Linked DNA regions of Homo sapiens: region 1 is linked to region 2. Evidence: read pairs that join two places in POLR2A ChIA-PET (ENCODE). Cell type or tissue: GM12878. All regions are shown on one strand. Each heading gives the region's core, and the rest is flanking DNA. Links, peaks and the distances in the headings are about the cores only.

What was found. Peaks named below come from ENCODE experiments on the same cell type or tissue, not always from the same donor. Only the 100,000 strongest peaks of a DNase experiment are listed, where the experiment ranks them.
Region 1: POLR2A ChIA-PET joins it to region 2 with 6 read pairs; 3 of 35 experiments call an interaction of 5 or more read pairs at or near these places.

Annotation. Positions count from the first base shown.
Region 1 is chr16:67,695,947-67,708,530 of GRCh38, forward strand. The region is part of intron 1 of GFOD2 (Gfo/Idh/MocA-like oxidoreductase domain containing 2); the gene reads right to left. Among named protein-coding and RNA genes, the nearest start is that of GFOD2, 17 kb to the right of the region's middle. In GM12878, for the core only: no CTCF peak of the experiment used is centred there; no DNase peak of the experiment used is centred there.
Region 2 is chr16:68,115,962-68,123,961 of GRCh38, forward strand. NFATC3 (nuclear factor of activated T cells 3) reads left to right here. Exons shown (of 10, transcript NM_173165.3): 2 at 6,026-7,160. Among named protein-coding and RNA genes, the nearest start is that of NFATC3, 35 kb to the left of the region's middle. RefSeq lists a silencer at 3,111-3,240. In GM12878, for the core only: a CTCF peak has its summit at 476; DNase peaks (open chromatin) are centred at 3,290 and 4,210; H3K4me3 peaks cover 934 bases; H3K27ac peaks cover 1,329 bases.

The DNA of each region.
Region 1 (12,584 bases), core at 1,889-9,888, 420 kb before region 2:
GTTCCTTCTCACCCTAGTTGTATTTGGGTATATATAGGGAATGTATGTATCCACTACATAGGGAACCCTTTTTTTTTTTTTGAGATCGAGTTTCGCTCTTTTTGCCCAGGCTGGAGTGGTGCAATGGCACGATCTCGGCTCACTGCAACCTCCACCTCCCAGGTTCAAGCGATTCTCCTGCCTCAGCCTTCCAAGTAGCTGCGATTACAGGAGCCCGCCACCATGCCTGGCTAATTTTTTGTATTTTTAGTAGAGACGGGGTTTCACCATGTTGGACAGGATGGTCCCGATCTCTTGACCTCGTGATCTGCCCGCCTCAGCCTCCCAAAGTGTTAGGATTACAGGCGTGAGCCACCGCGCCCGGCCGGGAATCTTTTTTTTTTTTTTAAATGATCTATTACGTATCTATGACCAACTTAGATGTCTCCTCTTCAAAAGCTGTGTAGGAATATGAGGATGATAATTTTGAGCCAATATGAAGTGAAAAATATATATAAGTATCGGTAGCTTAAAACAACAGAATGGACTAGAATTTTTTTTCTTTTTTGAGACAGTCTCGCTCCGTCACCCAGGCTGGAGTGCAGTGGCGCGCTCTTGGCTCACTGCAAGCTCTGCCTCCTGGATTCACGCCATTCTCCTGCCTCAGCCTCCCGAGTAGCTGGGACTACAGGCACCCACCACCACACCCGGCTAATTTTTTGTATTTTCAGTAGAGACGGGGTTTCACCATGTTAGCCAGGATGGTCTGGATCTCCTGACCTCGTGATCCGCCTGCCTCAGCCTCCCAAAGTGCCGGGATTATAGGCGTGAGCCACTGCGCCCGGCCGAAAAATTTTTAATAACCTGTTTTACTGCCACTGACTCAAAGGGAAGCTTCATCAACTCCCATAAAGGGGTATTGGCTGGCCCCCGAGGAAGCCAGATGGCATGAAGGCAGGCAGGCTTGCTGACTAGGTATTTCCTGCCCAAGCAGGCAGAGCTGGTTTTCCTTGTTAATTTCAGTGGCTACCCTTTCTCACCCCTAAAATTTCCCCACTCTTTGTCTTTAACATCCTTGCACATATCCTTCAGATGCCTCCAAAGATCTCCACAAACCCAGTCCTGCCAAGACCACATACATTTCCCATCACCACATGCTGGTCAGGAATGAAGTGTGCCTTGGCAGGACAGGCTATATACAATTTGACAAGGCCTTGCCTGGGTTCAAATCCTGGCTCTGTCACTTTCCAGCTGGGTGACCTCAGGTAAGTCCTTTAGTCACTCTGTATCTCCATTTCCTCATCTGTAAAATGGGGAAATTTTATCTACCTCACAGGGGATTTAAGGATTGAGTTAATATTTGTAGAATACTTATAATTGGGCCTGGCCAATTAGATATGAGTCAGTACATAGGGAATCTTTTTCTGAAAAAAAGATATCTGTTAACTATCTGTGACTGACTTAGATGTCTCTTCTTCAAAAGTTGAGTAGAAATATGAGGGTCATAATTCTGAGCTAATATGAAGTGAGTATAATAGGGCAGCCAGTGTTTAGTCTGTCCCTTGTTCCATGCAACCCTGTTGTACAGATAAGAAAACATGCTCAAAGAGGTGAGGTAACTCTCCCAGGGTTCCACGCCTGGCTGTGTGCATGACCTGCTACAACCAGCATGAAACCTTGAGCAGGTTACTTCACTTCTCTGAGCCTCTATAAAAACAAGAAAGAAAAAGAGTCATTTTGTAACATGTGCATGTGTGGAGCAACTCTTCTTCCATCCTTCCTCATGAGTGTGAGCCAGGCAAGTTCCTTCCACTGTCTGCTCTGGGGGTGACTGTTTGCCTCTGATCCACTGTTCAAAACCAATACTAATCTGGTCAATGTCTCACCTTTTCTGAGGAGCTAACGAGGGAGCTGTGGGACATAAAAAGATGAAAAGTCCTAATTTCAGGGGTGACAAGTCAGCAAGGTGAGTAGGAGCCAGAACTGGTGGCGTAAAGTGTTAATCTCAAGAGTTTGGACTTTGACAGGTGGGTGTGCTCAGTATTCTTGGTCTGCTCCTCCTTCCCTACCTGATCCTCTCTGCCCTGCTTTTTGTCTCTGGAGTCAGAAGGTCAGTCTCTAAAGCCCTGGGCTCCAGGTCCTCTGGCTTCCATCTGAGTCCAGCCAAGGGAAAGAACCAGGAAGAGATCAGCGAGCAGGAGGAAAGGCCAAGGTGTTTATTTTTTGCCTTCTCTCCCTCCCAGGATATGGTTCTGGCAGAGCTGTGTTCCTTAACCAAGGTCACAGCTCCTTTAGAGGACCCCTCTCTCCCATGGCCATTGCTTTTGCTGGGTTCCAGTGACACATCCCCACTCCGTCATTGCACCTAGGGTGGGGACACTACCTTGCCAGTCCCTGGGTGCTCCACTATCCCTTGTATGTTTCCTTTACTACTCACACTATTGTGAATAATCCCTTCATTAAAGAGTTTTTAATTAACCCTTTGAGTACACTGACTGTTTCCTGTCTAGACCTTGACTAATGCAGGTAAGCAATAAGAACCATTGGATTTTTTTTCTTTTTCTTTTTCTTTGAGATGGAGTCTTGCTCTGTCACCCAGGCTGGAGTGCAGTGGCGTGATCTTGGCTCATTGCAACCTCTGCTTCCAGGTTCAAGCAAGTCTCCTGCCTCAGCTTCCCGAGCAGCTGGGATTACAGGTGTGCGCCACCATGCCCAGCTAATTTTTGCATTTTTAGTAGACACGGGGTTTCCCCATATTGGCCAGGCTGGTCTCGAACTCCTGACCTCTGGTGATCTGCCCACCTCGGCCTCCCGAAGTGTTGGGATTACAGGCGTGAGCCACTGTGCCCGGCCTGCATTTTTTTTCTTTAATTTGGCAGAAAGACGTAGGTAGGATAGAGTTTAGGAGACATTAGACACAGAGAACCAGTTAGGATATCAAGTAAGACATAAGGAGGGTCTAATGGAGGGAATGAAATGGAGCAGACAGTTATCACTAGGATTTGGGATTATCAGCAGGGTGGGAGAGCCAAAAAAATAAAATAAAATAAATAACTGAACTATAGACCAATACGTCTCATAAACTTAGGCACAAAAATCCTCAACAAAATATTAGCAAATTAAATCTAGCAATGTGGCTGGGCGTGGTGGCTCACACCTGTAATCCCAGCACTTTGGGAGGCCAAGGCGGGCGGATCATGAGGTTAGGAGATTGAGACCATCCTGGCTGACATGGTGAAACCCCGTCTCTACTAAAAATACAAAAAATTAGCCAGACGTGATGGTGGGTACCTGTAGTCCCAGCTACCCAGGAGGCTGAGGCAGCAGAATCGCTGGAACCAAAGAGGCAGAGGCTGCAGTGAGCTGAGATCGCACCACTGGCACTCCAGCCTGGGCAACAGAGCAAGACTTCATCTCTAAAAAACAAAACAAAACAAAAATAAATAAAAATTAAAAAAAAAATACACCATGACCAACAGGGGTTTAATCCCAGGAATGCAAGGCTGGCTCAACATTCTAAAATCAACTACTATTGGATAGGAGAATGTGGTGTTTTTTTGTTTGTTAGTTTGGTTTGAGACAGAGTCTCACTCTGTCACCCAGACTGGAATGCAGTGGCGCAATCTCGGCTTACTGCAACCTCCGCCTCCTGGGTTCAGGTGATTCTCGTGCCTCAGCCACCCGAGCAGCTGGGACCACAGATGTGTACCACCACGCCTGGCTAATTTTTGTACATTTTGTAGAGAAGGGGTTTTGCCATGTTGGCCAGGCTGGTCTCAAACTCCTGGCCTCAAGCGATCCACCAGCCTCAGCCTCCCAAAGTGCTGGGGTAACAGGAGCAAGCCACCGCGCCCAGCCTGGATAGCAAAATGTTTAACTGAAAAAGAAAAAAAAAAAAGGCCAGGTGCAGTGGCTCACCTGTAATCCCAGAATTTTGGGAGGCCAGGAGTTCAAGACCAGCCTGGTGAACATGGTGAAACCCTGTCTCTACAAAAAACAAACAAAAAAAGCCAGGTGCAGTGGCACACACCTGTGGCTACTCAGGAGGCTCAGGAGGGAGGAACACTTGAGCCTGGGAGGTGGAGGTTGCAGTGAGCCATTTTTGCACCACTACACTTCAGCCTGGGCAACAAGAGCATGACCCTGCCTCAAAAAAATAAAAACTAGGCCAGGCGCGGTGGCTCACGCCTATAATCCCAGCACTTTGGGAGGCCAAGGTGGGCAGATTGCCTGAGCTCAGGAGTTTGCGACCAGCCTGGGCAACAAGGTAAAACCCCATCTCTACTAAAATACAAAAAAATTAGCCGGTCATGACAGTATGTGCCTGTAGTCTCAGCTACTTAGGAGGCTGAGGCAGGAGAACTGCTTGAACCCGGGAAGCAGAGGTTGCAGTGAGCTGAGATCGTGCCACTGCACTCCAGCCTGGGCAACACAGTGAGACTCCGTCTCAAAAAAAAAAAATTAAATTTAATTTAAAAAATAAAATCAATTACTATAACTTACCGTATCAGTAGTCATTAGACAGCATTAATTAGAAATACAAATTAAGGCCGGGCACGGTGGCTCACCTGAGGTCAGGAGTTTGAGACCAGCCTGGCCAACATGGTGAAACCCTGCCTCTACTAAAAATACAAAAATTAGCCAGGCATGGTGGCGGGTGCCTGTAATCCCAGCTGCTTGGAAGGGTGAGGCAGGAGAACTGCTTGAAGTCGTGAGGTAGAGGTTGCAGTGAACTGAGATTGTGCCACTGCACTCCAGCCTGGGTGACAGAGCAAGACTCCATCTCAAAAAAACAAAACAAACAAACAAACAAAAAACAAATTAAGGCTGGGTTCAGTGGCTCATGCCTGTAATCCCAGCACTTTGGGAGGCCGAGGCGGGCGGATCACCCGAGATCAGGAGTTTGAGACCAGCCTGGCCAACATGGTGAAACCCCGTTCCTACTAGAAAAAAAAAAAAAAATTAGCCAGGCATGGTGGTGCACGCCTGTAATCCCAGCTACTCAGGAGGCTGAGGCAGGAGAATCGCTTGAACCCAGGAGGCGGAGGTTGTAGTGAGCCGAGATTGTGCCACTGCTCTCCAGCCTGGGTGACAGAGTGAGACTCTGTCTCAAAAAAAAAAAAAAAAAGAAATACAAATTAAAACTTATTAAATACACATTACAATGTCTGAAATTCAGAAAACCTGATATCAAATACTGGCAAGGGTAGGAAGCAACTATTCATTATTGGCGAAAATGTAAAATAATATAGCCACTTTGGAAAAGTTTGCCATCTTATAAAGCTAAATAGATACCTATCACACAACCTAGCAATCCTACTTCTAGGTTTAGTACTTACCAAGAGAAATGAAAACTTATATTCACACAAAAACCTATATGTGAATGTCTACAGCAGCTTTATTCATAATTGCCACATCTTGTAATCAACACAAATATCCTTCAATAGGTAAACAGATAAACAGTAGTATATCAACGCCAATGGATACTATTCAGCAATAGAAAGAACATACTACGGATATATGCCACAATGAACAAATCTCAAATGCATTCTGCTAACTGAAAGATGCCCTACTTAAAGGCACCATACTGTGTGATCCCATTTAAATGCCATAATGGAAAAGCAAAACTATAGGGACAAAGAGTAGATCAGTGGTTGTCAAGGGTTGGAACTGGGGCTAAGTGTAGACAACAAAGGGGCACAGGGGAATTTTTGTGGGGTGATGAAACTGTTCTGTATCTTGTCTAGGGTGGCAATTACATGACAGCATTTGTCAAAACTGATAGCACAGAATATACAGAAAAAGGATAAACTTCACTGTTCTGTAAATTATACTTCAATCAATGTGACTGACCCCACTTAAAAAAAAAAAAAAAAAGACCCTGAAGTTTTAAGCCTAAGTGACTGAGAAACTGCAGTGTCCTTAAGAGAAACATGGAACCCAAAAGGCCCGACTGTTGAGACTTTGGTGTGGAGGCTGAGATTTGTGAATTGTTTTTTCCCAGACTGCCTGAACATCATCTTACCTTCTGTGTATCTAGTCTGTAGAACCCCAGCTTCTGCCAAACTAGAGGCCACGACCCACTGCCTATCACAGGGGTGGGAGAAATCCAATCTGGTAATTGTTTTTGTAAATAGTTCTATGGGTATGACAGAACACAGTCATACCCATTTGTTTACCTACTCCTTTATTTATGGTTGCTTTTGTACCACCAACAGCAGAATAGGTACAACAGAAGCCATACGGCCCACACAGCTTAAAATACTTAAAATTTGGAGGCCGGTACAGTAGCTCACACCTATAATCCCAGCAGTTTGAGAGGCTGAGGCAGGCGGATTGCTTGAGGCTAGGAGTTTGAGACCAACATGTGAAACACTGTCTCTGCTAAAAATACACAAATTAGCCAGGCTTCAGGGTGTGCGCCTGTAATCCTAGCTACTCAGGAGGCAGAGGCAGAAGAATCACTTGAACCTGGGAGGCAGAGGTTGCAGTGAACAGAGATCATGTCACTGCACTCCAGCCTGGGCAACAGAGTGACTCTGTCTTAAAAAAAAAAAAATTTACAATTTGGCCCTTTACAGAAAAGATTTGCTGACCCCTGCCCTACGCTCTGTTATAAGGCCCAGGAACTCCAACTGACGCAGTATTGTCATGAAGGTAGCCAGGATTTTTTTTTTTTTTTTTTTTTTTTTGAGATGGAGTCTCGCTCTGTTGCCCAGTCTGGAGCACAGTGGCACAATCTGAGCTCACTACAACCTCTGCCTCCTGGGTTCAAGTGATTCTCCTGCCTCAACCTCCCGAGTAGCTGGGATCATAGGCATGTGCCGTGCCTGGCTAATTTTTGTATTTTTTAGTAGAGATGGGGTTTCACCATGTTGGCCAGGCTAGTATTGAACTCCTGACCTCACATGATCTGCCTGCCTCGGCCTCCCAAAGTGCTGGGATTACAGGAGTAAGACACTGCGCCCGGCCAGTAGCCAGGATTACAGTAAAAAAAGAATCACCCACCTCACTGTGTGTGAGAAATCAGATTCTGGGAATTTTGGAGTCAATGGATAACTTTAGAGGTCACTCACTCATTAGGCAGCTTGTATAGTGGTTAGACCCTCAGCAGAAGGTGCCTAAGAATTCTTCTTTCCTGACAAGTCTTTATAACGTTGGGGTTTTAAAGTGCAGAGTTAAAACCTGTATTTCCTGGCCAGCCACGGTGGCTCATGCCTGTAATCCTAGCACTTTGGGAGGCTGAGGCGGGCGGATCACCTGAGGTTGGGAGTTCCAGACCAGCCTGACCAACATGGTGAAACCCCATCTCTACTAAAAATACAAAATTAGCTGGGCATGGTGGCGCATGCCTGTAATCCCAGCCACTTGGGAGGCTGAGGCAGGAGAATCGCTTGAACCCAGGAAGTGGAGATTGTGGTGAGCCGAGATAGCGCCTTTGCACTCTAGCCTGGGCAACAAGAGCAAAACTCTGTCTCAAACAAAACAAAACAAAACAAAACAAAAAGGAAAAAAAAACCCTGTATTTCCTAGCATTCCTTGTAAAGAGGTGTGTCAAATGAGATAAATATAGAAGGTATAGTTTGGCAGAATGTCTGGAAATGTTCTTTAAAGGAGGCAATCTCAACTGGCAGGAACTGTCACCCCTGCCCCTTTCTGTCTGGAATTACCACCAGGAGGTGACTTGAGGATAAAACACAATTTCTTGCAGATTTTGACACTGAAAAGATGAATCAGATGTTACCTGTACCCTCAAAGAACTCCACAGATCAGACAGGCACTTGAGCAAATCTGTCATATGGTAGACAGGCAGAGCAACAGAAACTTGCCTCTGTTGCAGAGAAGAGCACCATTAACTACAGGGGCTAGAGGCAGTGTACAGGCAGGAAAGACTTCCTGGAAGAGACGACATAACTCCCCATTACCCATGTGCCCAGCCCCTGGCAACCACCATTCTACTTTCTGTCTCTGAATCTGACTGCCCTAGGTACCTCACATAAGTGGAATCATACAGTATGTGTGCTTCTATGTCTGGCTGATTTCACTCAGCGTAATGTCCTCAAGGTTCATCCATGTTGTAGCATGTGTCAGATTTTCCTTCCTTTTATAAAGGCTGAATAATATTCCGTCGTGTGTAGATACCACATTTTGCTTATCCATTTATCTGTCAGTGAATGCTCGGGTTGCTTCTACATTTTACTATGTCCATAATGCTGCTATGAACTTGGGAGTACAAATTATAGTTTTTTGACCCCGAGTTCAGTACTTTAAATTTTCACTCTAATAAATTTCATTTAGTTTAATTTGGGTGACTGTTTACCAGCTGAGATAATTTTGGATATTTACTCACTGTCCCTACCAGCTTTGTGTCAGCTGAAAATGAGATCAGCGTAACAACATCTCTTTTTGAGTAAACATTACGTGCCCCGTGCTTTACAGGCATCATCTGATTTAACAATTATAACTTCCAGAGGCAGGTGCCATTATTATTATCTTCATTTTACAGATGAGGAAACTGAGGCTGCCATCGTTTTTTGGATTAGTGATTTCAAGTACAGTAATTACAATTTCACAGAAGTATACTAGCTCTAATTTCTCTTTTTGCCCAATGGGATGAGAAACTACAAAAAACCCCCACAGCTCACATTTAAATAAATGATATTTATATTTGGCACTCCCCTCAAGGTTACTAATAATCCAGCAAGCATACTAAAAAAACCAAATTGTTGCCAAGTGCACACACAGTCAGAACTGACCATAATATCCACAAGGCCAACAACCAGATGTGTATAGGCACCTGACGCAGAGTTAGGCCTTAATAAATGTTAGATGATGATGTCCTTTATAAATCCACACACCTTGCAGTGTTCTCCAGTTCTCTTTCTAGGTGCTCAGGGATCATTTGTTTGATGAGATGTTCTTGCATAGTTCTGAGGAATCACCAGCATCAGGCTCAAACATCACAGACATTGTGTATCGCTTATCATCTGGCACCTGCCTCTGCTCCACAATGCCTCAAGGCTTATTGACAGTAGTTTATGGAGTATATCATGGTCAGCTGCTACTTTTCTGAGACCCGTGGGATGTAATTCAAATTGATCAGAGGAAACAAACCCACTGGGCACTGGGTATGCTACCTTCCCTGCACATGGTCCTTCCAGCTGGGTCTCTGATGAAAGAGAAATATAGGAGTTGAATAGTTGTTTTCCCTGCCATGGTATCCATTATTCATCCTAAATACCTCTCAGTATATCTTCAAGAATACTTTTGATCACCTGCCAGTTTTTTCTTTTCTTTTTTTAGACACAATCCCACTTTGTTGCACAGGCTGGAGTGCAGTGGCATGATCTCAGCTCACTGCAACCTTCGCCTCCCAGGTTCAAGCAATTCCCCTGCCTCAGCCTCCCAAGTAGCTGAGATTACAGGCATGTGCCACCATGCCCAGCTAATTTTTGTATTTTCAGTAGAGACAGGGTTTTGCCAAGTTGGCCACGCTGGTCTTGAACTCCTGGCCTCAAGTTATCCACCCATCTCAGCCCCGCAAAGTGCTGAGAACACAGGCGTGAGCCACTGTGCCCAGCCTACCTACAGGTTTTTTCAAGTGTCATTACTTGTTCTGGGATTGTGTCTCCCCGATCCTATTAGCAGCAGTGAGCTAGCTCTTCAGAAATTTATAGATGAATGGAGCCTGGGTGGTTCCATCCAAGCTTTTAAAAAATGTACCTGTAATAGGCTGGGTGTGGTGGCTCACACCTGTAATCCCAGCACTTTGGGAGGCCAAGGCGGGCGGATCACTTGAGGTCAGGAGTGCGAGACCAGCCTGGCCAACATCGTGATACTCCGTCTCTACTAAAAATACAAAAAATTAGCTGGGCACGGTGGCAGATGCCTGTAGTCCCAGCTACTCAGGAGGCTGAGGCACGAGAATCACTTGAACCTGGGAGGCGGAGGTTGCAGTGAGCCGAGATCACGCCACTGCACTCCAGGCTGGGCAACAGAGTGAAACTCTATCTTTAAAAAAAAAAAAGTGCCTGTTATGGTTTTCCCTGTGATTTTTTTTTTTTTTTTTTTTTTGGAGACGGAGTCTTGCTCTGTCACCCAGGCTGGAGTGCAGTAGTGCAATCTCAGCTCACTGCAACCTCCGCCTCCGGGGTTCAAGCAATTCTTCTGCCTCCTGAGTAGCTGGGATTACAGACGCGTGCCACCACGCCCAGCTAATTTTCATATTTTTTGTAGAGATGGGGTTTCACCACATCGGCCAGGCTGGTCTTGAACTCCTAACCTTGTGAGATCTGCCTGCCTCGGCCTCCCAAAGTGCTGGGATTACAGGTGTGAGCCACTGCGCCTGGCCTGACCATACTTTTTTAAATTACAAAATATGCTTTTTATTTCTCAGTGCTGGGCTTTTAAAAAGAGCCATTAGAGATTTCTATAGACAAAGTTACAGCCTTGTAATACTATCTTTACCCTGCAAGTCACACAAATGCGGTAAACTGATTTTCAGCCAAAGCATTAAATCAATTCAATGGGGAAAAAAATTCTTCTTAAGAAATGATGTTGGAACAATTGGATATCCATATGGCAAACAACCTTAACCCCTCTCTCTCACTGTTATATGCAAAAATTAATTCAAGACAGATCAAAGACCTAAATGTAGAAGCCAGAACCATAAAGCTTCTAGAAAAATACATCAGAGAGTACTTTTTGAAATCATGGGGTAAGGATTTCTTGGACAGGACACAAAAAGCACTAACTCATTGAAAACTGGATTTCAAAATTTAAAATAATTTCTGCTCATTAAAATACATCATTAAAAAAATGAAAATGCAAGCCACAGGTTGGGAAAAAATATGAGCTGAATATATATGTAACAAAGGACTTGTCTGCAGAACTCCAACAAATCAGCAGATGATGAGGTCAGGAGATTGAGACCATCTTGGCTAACACATGGTGAAACCCCATCTCTACCAAAAATGCAAAAAAATTAGCCAGGTATGGTGGTGGGCACCTGTAGTCCCAGCTACTCGGGAGGCTGAGGAAGGAGAATGGTGTAAACCCAGGAGGTGGAGCTTGCAGTGAGCCGAGATCGCACCACTGCACTCCAGCCTGGGCAACAGAGCGAGACTCCATCTCAAAAAAAAAAAAAAAAATGTCCGGGCGCAGTGGCTCACGCCTGTAATCCCAGCACTGTGGGAAGCCAAGATGGGTGGATCACCTGAGGTCAGGAGTTCAAGACCATCCTGGCCAACATGGTGAAACCCCATGTCTACTGAAAATACAAAAATAGCCTGGTGTGGTGGTGCATGCCTGTAATCCCAGCTACTCAGGAGGCTAAGGCAGGAGAATTGCTTGAACCCAGGAGGCGGAGGTTGCAGGGAGTGAAGATCGCGCCATTGCACTCCAGCCTGGGCCACAGAGTGAAACTCCATTTCAAAAAAAAAAAAAAAAGACTTACAATCCTGAAGTTTGGAGAGGATATGCGGCAAATGGAACTCCCATACATTCTTGGTGGGAATGTAAAACAGTACAACCACTTTGGAAAATTGACAGTTTCTTATAGTTAAACATATATCAACCCAATCACAGCAACTCCACTTATAGATATTTATCTAAGAAAATAAAAACATAAGTCCACAAAAAAAATTATACAAATGTTCACAGCAGCCTTATTCATAATGGCCCCACACTAGAAACAAATGTTCACATCATAAATTATGATGTCACACAATGGAATACAGTAAAACAGTAAAAAGGAATTAACTATTAATGAATTTTTTTCTTTTTAAAAATTTTATTAATTTTTTTGTAGAGATGTGAGTCTCACTGTGTTGCCCAGGCTGGTCTCAACCTGCTGGCCTCAAGTGATCCCCCTGCCTCAGTCTTCTAAAGTGCTGGGATTACAATGAACCACCTCGCCTAGCCTGTATGAATCTTAAAAACATTATGTAGAGTGAAAGATGGCAGGCCCACACACAGAAGACCCATACTGTAGAATTCCACTTTTTTGAAATTCAGGAATAAGCCAGCCTTATTTATAGCAACACTAGTCAGAAGGCGGCAGTGGCGGTGGTGGCTGAGGCGGAGGGAATCGAACAGAAAGAGGCACAAGGCTACATTCTAGAGTGATGGAAATGTTCTGTATCTTGTTTGGTGCTTGGGTTACATGGTGGTACAACTGTCAAAACTCATCAAATTGAATATTTAAGATCTGTGTTTTTAATTGTATGTAAATTATACCTTAATTTTTAATCACCTTAAGTAGTTGTGCCCAAGGACATAGAACAACCTGTTCACACCTTGCAAATTCAGTTCTGTAATCAAACTAAATGGATATGTGTGAATTAGAAGTCTCTTTCCTTTAAAACAAAACAAAAAAACCTGTAAGCTTACTTTTGGGGACATCATCGGTACAGGCTGGGGCCAAGAGAATAAGTTTTCTGAGAAAGAAACTTCAAGCTAAGGCCCAGTAGGCTGGTGAATCCCAGCACTTGCTGAGCGTATCTGAAGATGGCACTTTTCCCTGGGCAGTGTGTCACACTGGGTGAGTGGCTGAGCTCCAGATGTTAGGAAGTCCTCACCACTCATGAACAACTCATACTGAGGAA
Region 2 (8,000 bases), core at 1-8,000:
TACGTATGCATTGCACTCATTAGAACTTTGTCACTGCAATTTGTGTCCATCAAGCAGCAATGTGAAGGAATAGGGGTAGTACATGTGGTCCCTTTGACAGTTACTCAGTTCTACCCTTGTGTGAAAATAACCATAGATAGTATATAAATGAATGAGCATGGTTGTGTTTCAGTAAAACGTTATTTATGGATACCAGAATTTGAATCATAACTTTTTTTTGTCATGACACAGTTAAAAACAATTTTTTGAAACCATTTAAAACCATTAGTTTGTAGGCTATAGAAAGACAAACTATTATCTGTAGGCTTTCTATAGCCTACAAACTAATGATTTTAAATGTGGCCTACCACTTGTTGGTGGGCCAGACTTGGCACATGGACTGTATTTTGCCAACCTCTGCTTCATACTATACATAAAAACATTCATAAGACAACTTGGGTTGTCCAGATTACTGTATGCTTGCATGAGTCCCTCTGGTGGTTGAAGGAACATGGAACAAGTAATTCTTGAGATGGTGAAATTTCTGAAGCACCTTGAATTTGAGAATTCTAGACTTGGAAATCTGGACTTAGGACTGTTCGTCATAGTTAGATTGTAGTAGCTGCTTATATCATTTCCAGAGGTTGGACACTTGGGAAAAAGATAAAGCAGCATTCCCACAAATTTTGTGTGCAGGTCTCTGCAGCACTTTAAGACATCATTCTGACGTAGAAGATGTTTGCTTCATCTACAGTTTATTTGGGAGAAGGGTGTGGTTTTCAGCATTAGTCAACAACTGAAATGGGCTGGTACAATAATTTCATTTGAATAAACTGTAAAATCTTCTATGGGTGACTTTCTGTCCTTTTTTTTTTTTCTCAAAGGGTTGGGATTTAATTAATTTTTCCTATTTAATCAAGTACATTCTTAAGTAAAGGAAAAAGGCAGTTTGAAAATAAGCAGTACGATTAGATGAAATTAGTAAAGAACAAGTTGTTCTGGATGACTTCAAGGTGCTATATATACCCTTTGAACTGTTTGCTTGTTTTTCCTGTCTCTCCTTTTCTTTGCAGCCATCTTCTCTCATTTTAGATTTCCTGCTTCTAATCTGTGGACTAGATAAGCATATAATATTATGGGATCTAAAATTGAGTAGAGAGGATCTGAACAAGGGGCCAAGGAAAATTTCTGTGAGTTAAACACATGAGCTTTTATGCTGTATATTTTGAGTGTTCAGAGGCTTGTTTTACTTCTGTCCACTTGAGTACCATTTAGATAGGTGACATTGTGAGCTAAGTTTTAGAAAGTTTTAGCTACCATCATAATTCAACAGGCTGATAGCATTGCCAAGAAACATGGTTCAAAAATTCCTAATTGAGGATTTTGCTCCTAAATTTATATCAGATCATATATATCAAATGGTGATACTTTTCTGTTTAGAATGCTCCATTGGTTTCCCATCTCGCAAGGCCTTACTTGACTAGCCTCTCCCTGAGCACCCCTAGCTCTCATTATTCTGCCTCCTTACTCAGGAGTAACATAGATTCTCTAAGGGAAGCAATTCCAACAACCTTATTTATTTATTTAGACAGGGTCTTGCTCTGTCACCGAGGATGGAGTGCAATGGCGCTATCTTGGCTTACAGCAACCTCCGAATCTCAGGCTCAAACGACCCTCCTGCCTCAGCCTCTCAGGTAGCTGGGACTACAGTACAGGCATGTGCCACCATGCCTGGCTACTTTTTGTATTTTTATTTTTGTAGAAATGGGTTTTTGCCACATCGTCCAGGCTGGTCTCGAACTCCTGAACTCAAGCCATTTGCCTGCCTCGGCCTCCCAAAGTTCTGGGATTACAGGTGTGAGCCACCATGTCCGGCCCCAACAACTTGAACAAATGATTTATTATAGACCTAATAAATGTCAGGGACTTACTTGGTAGGTACTGGAGATACAGCAGTTGAAGTTGTTCTCATATATAATAGAAATCATGTCATTCCCCTTTTTAAAACTCTTACATGGTTTCCATTATTCTTTGAATAAAATCCAAAGCCCTTACTACAGTTCTTCTATGTCTTGGCTTCTTCTAGCTCTACCCTTTCAGTTGTTAACTCTAGCCATCTTGGGCGTTTCTTAAAGAAACCAAGGCGTTATTTGACTCAGACTGTTTATGCCTATTCTCCTGTGTTGCAACTATCACCTTCTCTCCCCAGCCCCGCTGACTCTCTTTCTTTGCTTGCTGGTTCCTATTTATCTTTCAGGTTTTAGCTTACATGCTACCCTCTCAAAAAGGCCATCTCTGTAATCTCTGTAAAACAAGTTCCTTGTCTGATTCTCTCTTCTACCACTTAGTAGCACTTACCATTTTTAATTTGTGTTTTTGTCAGTCTCTCCTGAGACTGACTGCTTAATGAGGGCGGGGGACCATATGTGTGTTATTTACTTTTTATGTACCTACCATCTATAACAGTTTCTATAAAATATTAATCACATCATTAATAGTTGGTGAATGAATGAGCACCTTCTTCACTTGGCTTCTGGGATGCTGCATTCTTTTGGTTATTGTTCCATTTCACTGATGTCTCTTCTAACCTCTTAACTCATTCTTCTTTTTCTCCCTAATCCTAAACTTTGGAGTTCCTTGTGCCTCAGTTGCCTACTTTCTTCTCTATTTGTACTAATTTCTTAGTGATCTTTTGGTCTTATGGCTTTAAATTTCATATATACGTTAATGATTCCCACATTTACATAGCTAGCTTGTGTTCTTATGCACAAATATCTATTTGACATTTCCACTTGGAAAGCTTACTGGACTCTCATATTTAATATGTACAAAGTAGAAGTTTTGGTTTCTTATCTCAAGTCTGTCTCACTTTCTTTATTTCAGTAATTGCTGTTCTTTCAGAAATTCAGAAAATTTCAGAAATACTGTATTGTTGTTGTTGTTTTTTGAGACAGCCTCGCTCTGTTGCCCAGGCTGGAGTGCAATGGCGCGATCTTGGCTCACTGCAAGCTCTGCCTCCTGGGTTCACGCCATTCTCCCACCTCAGCCTCCCGAGCAGCTGGGACCACAGGCGCCTGCCACCACGCCCGGCTAATTTTTTGTATTTTCAGTAGAGATGGGGTTTCACCGTGTTAGCCAGCATGGTCGTGATCTCCTGATCTCGTGATCCACCCGCCTCGGCCTCTCAAAGTGCTGGGATTAAAGGTGTGAGCCACTGCGCCCGACCAATACTGTGTTTTTAATAATAGTTCAAGGCTTTAAACCTTGGTGTCACCCTTGACTGTTCTTTCACATCCAGTCAACAAGTTCCGTCAGCACTACTTTAATCCAAAATCTGACTTCTTAATGCTGCTTCTGCTTTTACAGCTCACTACCACTTAGGTCCTGTATTCCATCTTTTCTCACCTGGATGATTACAGTAGCCTCCTAAATTTATATCAGTTCATATATATCAAATGATGATACTTTTCTGTTTAGAATGCTCCAGTGGTTTCCCATCTCGTAAGGCCTTACTTGACTAGCCTCTCCCTGACCACCCGTAGCTCTCATTATTCTGCCTCCTTACTCAGTTCAAGTCCCACTGGCCTTGTTTTTTCTCATACAGTACACTTCAACAATGCTGTACCTCAGGTCTTTGCACTTACTATTATCCTCTGCCTGCATTATGCCCCTAAATTTCTGTATAGCTCAGTTACATTAATATTCTTCTGCTATTTCCTCAAGTATTAGAGAAGGCTTTCCAGACTTTCCTATTAAATTAACATCTTTGCCTCCTCTATATTTTTTCCCGTTTTATTTTCTCTTACAGCAAATATCACTACCTGACATATTTTACTAGAATGTAAGCTCCATGAGGAGGGGATTTTGTTTTGTTTACCATGGTGTTTTTAGTATTCAGAACATGCCTGCTTACATAGTAGTTGCTAAAAAATTTTTTTGTTAAATGAATAAGTTGAATCATGTTGTTTCCAGTGTAGACAGAATAGGTATATGTGGTTGAAAAATGAACAGCACAAAGTTAGCTCCCCAAAAATGGCAAAGTGAAATAAAGAAACATTTCTGAAGAACATTGTTGAACTGTAATCCCAGCACTTTGGGAGGCTGGGGCAGTTGGATTGCCTGAGCCCAGGAGTTCAAGATTAGGCTGGGCAACAAAACGAGACCCTGTCTCTACAAAAAAAAAAAAAAAAAATTGCTGGGAGTGGTGGCATGCACCTGTGGTCTCGGCTACTTGAAAGGTTGAGGTGGGAGGATCACTTGACCCAGAAGTTTGAGGCAGCAGTGAGCTATGAGTGCACCACTGCACTCCAGCCTGGGTGACAGAGCGAGACCTAGTCTCAAAAAAAAAAAAAAAAGTCCGGGTGTGGTGGCTCATGCTTGTAATCCTGGCACTTTGGGAGGCCAAGGAGGGTAGATTGCTTGGGGTCAGGAGTTTGAGACCAGCCTGGACAACATGGCAAAACCCTGTCTCTACTAAAAATAACAAAAATTAGCCGAGTGTCATGGCAGGCACCTGTAATTCCAGCTACTTGGGAGGCTGAGGCTTGAGAATCGCCTGAACTTCGGAGGCAGAGGTTGCAGTGAGCCAAGATCGCACCACTGCATTCAAGCCAGAGAGAGACTCTGTCTCAGAAAAAAAAAAAAAAAAAAAAATTAGCTAGGCATGGTGGCGAGTGCCTGTAGTCCCAGCTACTCAGGAGACTGAGACAGGAGGCAGGAGAATTGCTTGAATCCAGGAGGCAAGATTGCGCCACAGCACTCCAGCCTGGGCGACAGAGCAAGACTCCATCTCAAACAAACAAACAAACAAACAAAGAAAAACCCACTTTTGGAACTCTCCTACCTTTGACTACTTGTTATGTTGGATAATATATACAGGTTGATAATGCAGGTTGTTATGTTGGATAATATATACAGGTCATATTCAAAATCTGGAATGTTCCAATATCCTATACTTTTTAGCTCTGACATGATGCCACAAGTGGAGAATTCTTAACACAGACTTTTTTTCATTCACCGAATTATTAAAAAATATTGTCCAAAATTACCTTTCAGGCTATGTGAATAAGGTATATATGAAACATAAGTGTATTTCATGTTTAGACTTGGGTCCCATATCAAGATATCTCATTGTGTATTTGTAAATGGGCCAAAAAAAAAAAATCCAAAATCCCAAGCACTTCTGGCCTCAAGCATTTTGGATAAGGGATATTCAGCCTGTGTCCCCTCCCCCTTTTTCAGCTACATTGAGTTGGATTTTCTGTTCTTTGCAGCCTAGGAATATCTCATTTCTTTTCTTTTCTTTTTTTTTTTTTTTTTTTTTTGAGACGGAGTCTTGCTGTGTCACCCAGGCTGGAGTACAGTGGCGTGATCTGAGCTCACTGCAGCCTGTATGCTATGAGTATTTTTTAGAATTATGGATGTGTTTTTTTTTTTTTAATAAACACATTTATTGAGCTGGGCACAGACGCTCCCTCACACCTGTAATCCCAGCACTTTGGGAGGCTAAGGTGGGAGGATAGCTTGAGCCCAGCCTTGGCAACAAAGCAAGGCCCTGTGTCTACCAAAAATGACAATAAAAAGTAACCAGGAGTGTGGCATGTACCTGTGTCCCAGCTACTCCAGAGGCTGAGGAAAGGATCACTTGAGCCTAGGATGGGAGGTTGAGGCTTTAGTGAGCTATGATCACACCATTGCACTCCAGTCTAGGTGAGAGAGTGAGACCCTGTCTCAAAAAAAAAAAAAAAAAATCTTTTTCAGGGCATAATGTTTCCTGATTATCTTTTTAGAAAATGTGGACATAAAAAGGAAAAATTACATATGTAATTGTATATGTAATAATCACACATATCTGCAGAAATAACCAGATGCATTGAAAAAACACACACATGCCACTTCTTTAGTGGAGCTAATGACATACATTTTATATCCCACTTTTTTCTCTCGAGATTGTTATTATTTACTTTCTCATCTAGTAATTTATACATCTGAGTTTTCTAATTTCTTGTTTTGTTGGGTTTTTTTTTTTTTGCCTTCCTCCCCGTAGATCTTGAGCCAGATGATTGTGCATCCATTTACATCTTTAATGTAGATCCACCTCCATCTACTTTAACCACACCACTTTGCTTACCACATCATGGATTACCGTCTCACTCTTCTGTTTTGTCACCATCGTTTCAGCTCCAAAGTCACAAAAACTATGAAGGAACTTGTGAGATTCCTGAATCTAAATATAGCCCATTAGGTGGTCCCAAACCCTTTGAGTGCCCAAGTATTCAAATTACATCTATCTCTCCTAACTGTCATCAAGAATTAGATGCACATGAAGATGACCTACAGATAAATGACCCAGAACGGGAATTTTTGGAAAGGCCTTCTAGAGATCATCTCTATCTTCCTCTTGAGCCATCCTACCGGGAGTCTTCTCTTAGTCCTAGTCCTGCCAGCAGCATCTCTTCTAGGAGTTGGTTCTCTGATGCATCTTCTTGTGAATCGCTTTCACATATTTATGATGATGTGGACTCAGAGTTGAATGAAGCTGCAGCCCGATTTACCCTTGGATCCCCTCTGACTTCTCCTGGTGGCTCTCCAGGGGGCTGCCCTGGAGAAGAAACTTGGCATCAACAGTATGGACTTGGACACTCATTATCACCCAGGCAATCTCCTTGCCACTCTCCTAGATCCAGTGTCACTGATGAGAATTGGCTGAGCCCCAGGCCAGCCTCAGGACCCTCATCAAGGCCCACATCCCCCTGTGGGAAACGGAGGCACTCCAGTGCTGAAGTTTGTTATGCTGGGTCCCTTTCACCCCATCACTCACCTGTTCCTTCACCTGGTCACTCCCCCAGGGGAAGTGTGACAGAAGATACGTGGCTCAATGCTTCTGTCCATGGTGGGTCAGGCCTTGGCCCTGCAGTTTTTCCATTTCAGTACTGTGTAGAGACTGACATCCCTCTCAAAACAAGGAAAACTTCTGAAGATCAAGCTGCCATACTACCAGGAAAATTAGAGCTGTGTTCAGATGACCAAGGGAGTTTATCACCAGCCCGGGAGACTTCAATAGATGATGGCCTTGGATCTCAGTATCCTTTAAAGAAAGATTCATGTGGTGATCAGTTTCTTTCAGTTCCTTCACCCTTTACCTGGAGCAAACCAAAGCCTGGCCACACCCCTATATTTCGGTGAGTTGATGGAAATGGCTGCTGGTCATTTTTCATGTTTATGGGTCATTGGTGGCATATAACTACATTATCAGTATATAATGGTTATATAATGGTTTGACCATTTCTCCTCTTCCTATTTTTAAAAAAAATTTTACCAAATAACTTAATGTTTATTTTCATTTGCATCTTAAAAGTATTTTTAGATAGGTTAAATATAATTTTAAAATATATAGCTAATGAATTGTTGATAATAATAAATTACATTTAAAAATCCTTGCTAGGTTTGGAGGCTTATGCTTTGTATTCCCAACACTTGGGAGGCTGAGGCAGGAGGATTGCTTGAGCCCAGGAGTTTGAGACTAGCCTGGGCAACATAGCAAGATCCTGTCTCTACAAAAAAAAAAAAAAAAAAATTAACCAGGCATAGTGATGTCTGCCTGTAGTCCTAGCTGCTTGGGAGGCTGAGGTGGAAGGATTGCTTGAGCCCAGAACTTCAAGGCTGCAGTGAAACATGATTATGCCATTGTACTCCATCCTGTTTCTACCAAAAAAAAAAAGTTTATTGTACAACTTGGATTATAATATGAATTTAATTACTAAGAAAACTATTTGGGGGCCAGGCGTGGTGTCTCATGCCTGTAATCCCAACACTTTGGGAGGCCGTTGAGCCCCAGAGTTCAAGACCAGCCTGGGTGACATGGCAAAACCGTGTCTCTACAAAAAATACAAAAATTAGCCAGGTGTGGTGGCACACACCTATAGTCCCAGGTACTAGGGAGGCTGAGGCGGGAGCATTGCCTGAGATGGGAGATGGAGGCTGCAGTGAGCTGAGATTATGCCACTGCACTGCAGCCTGGG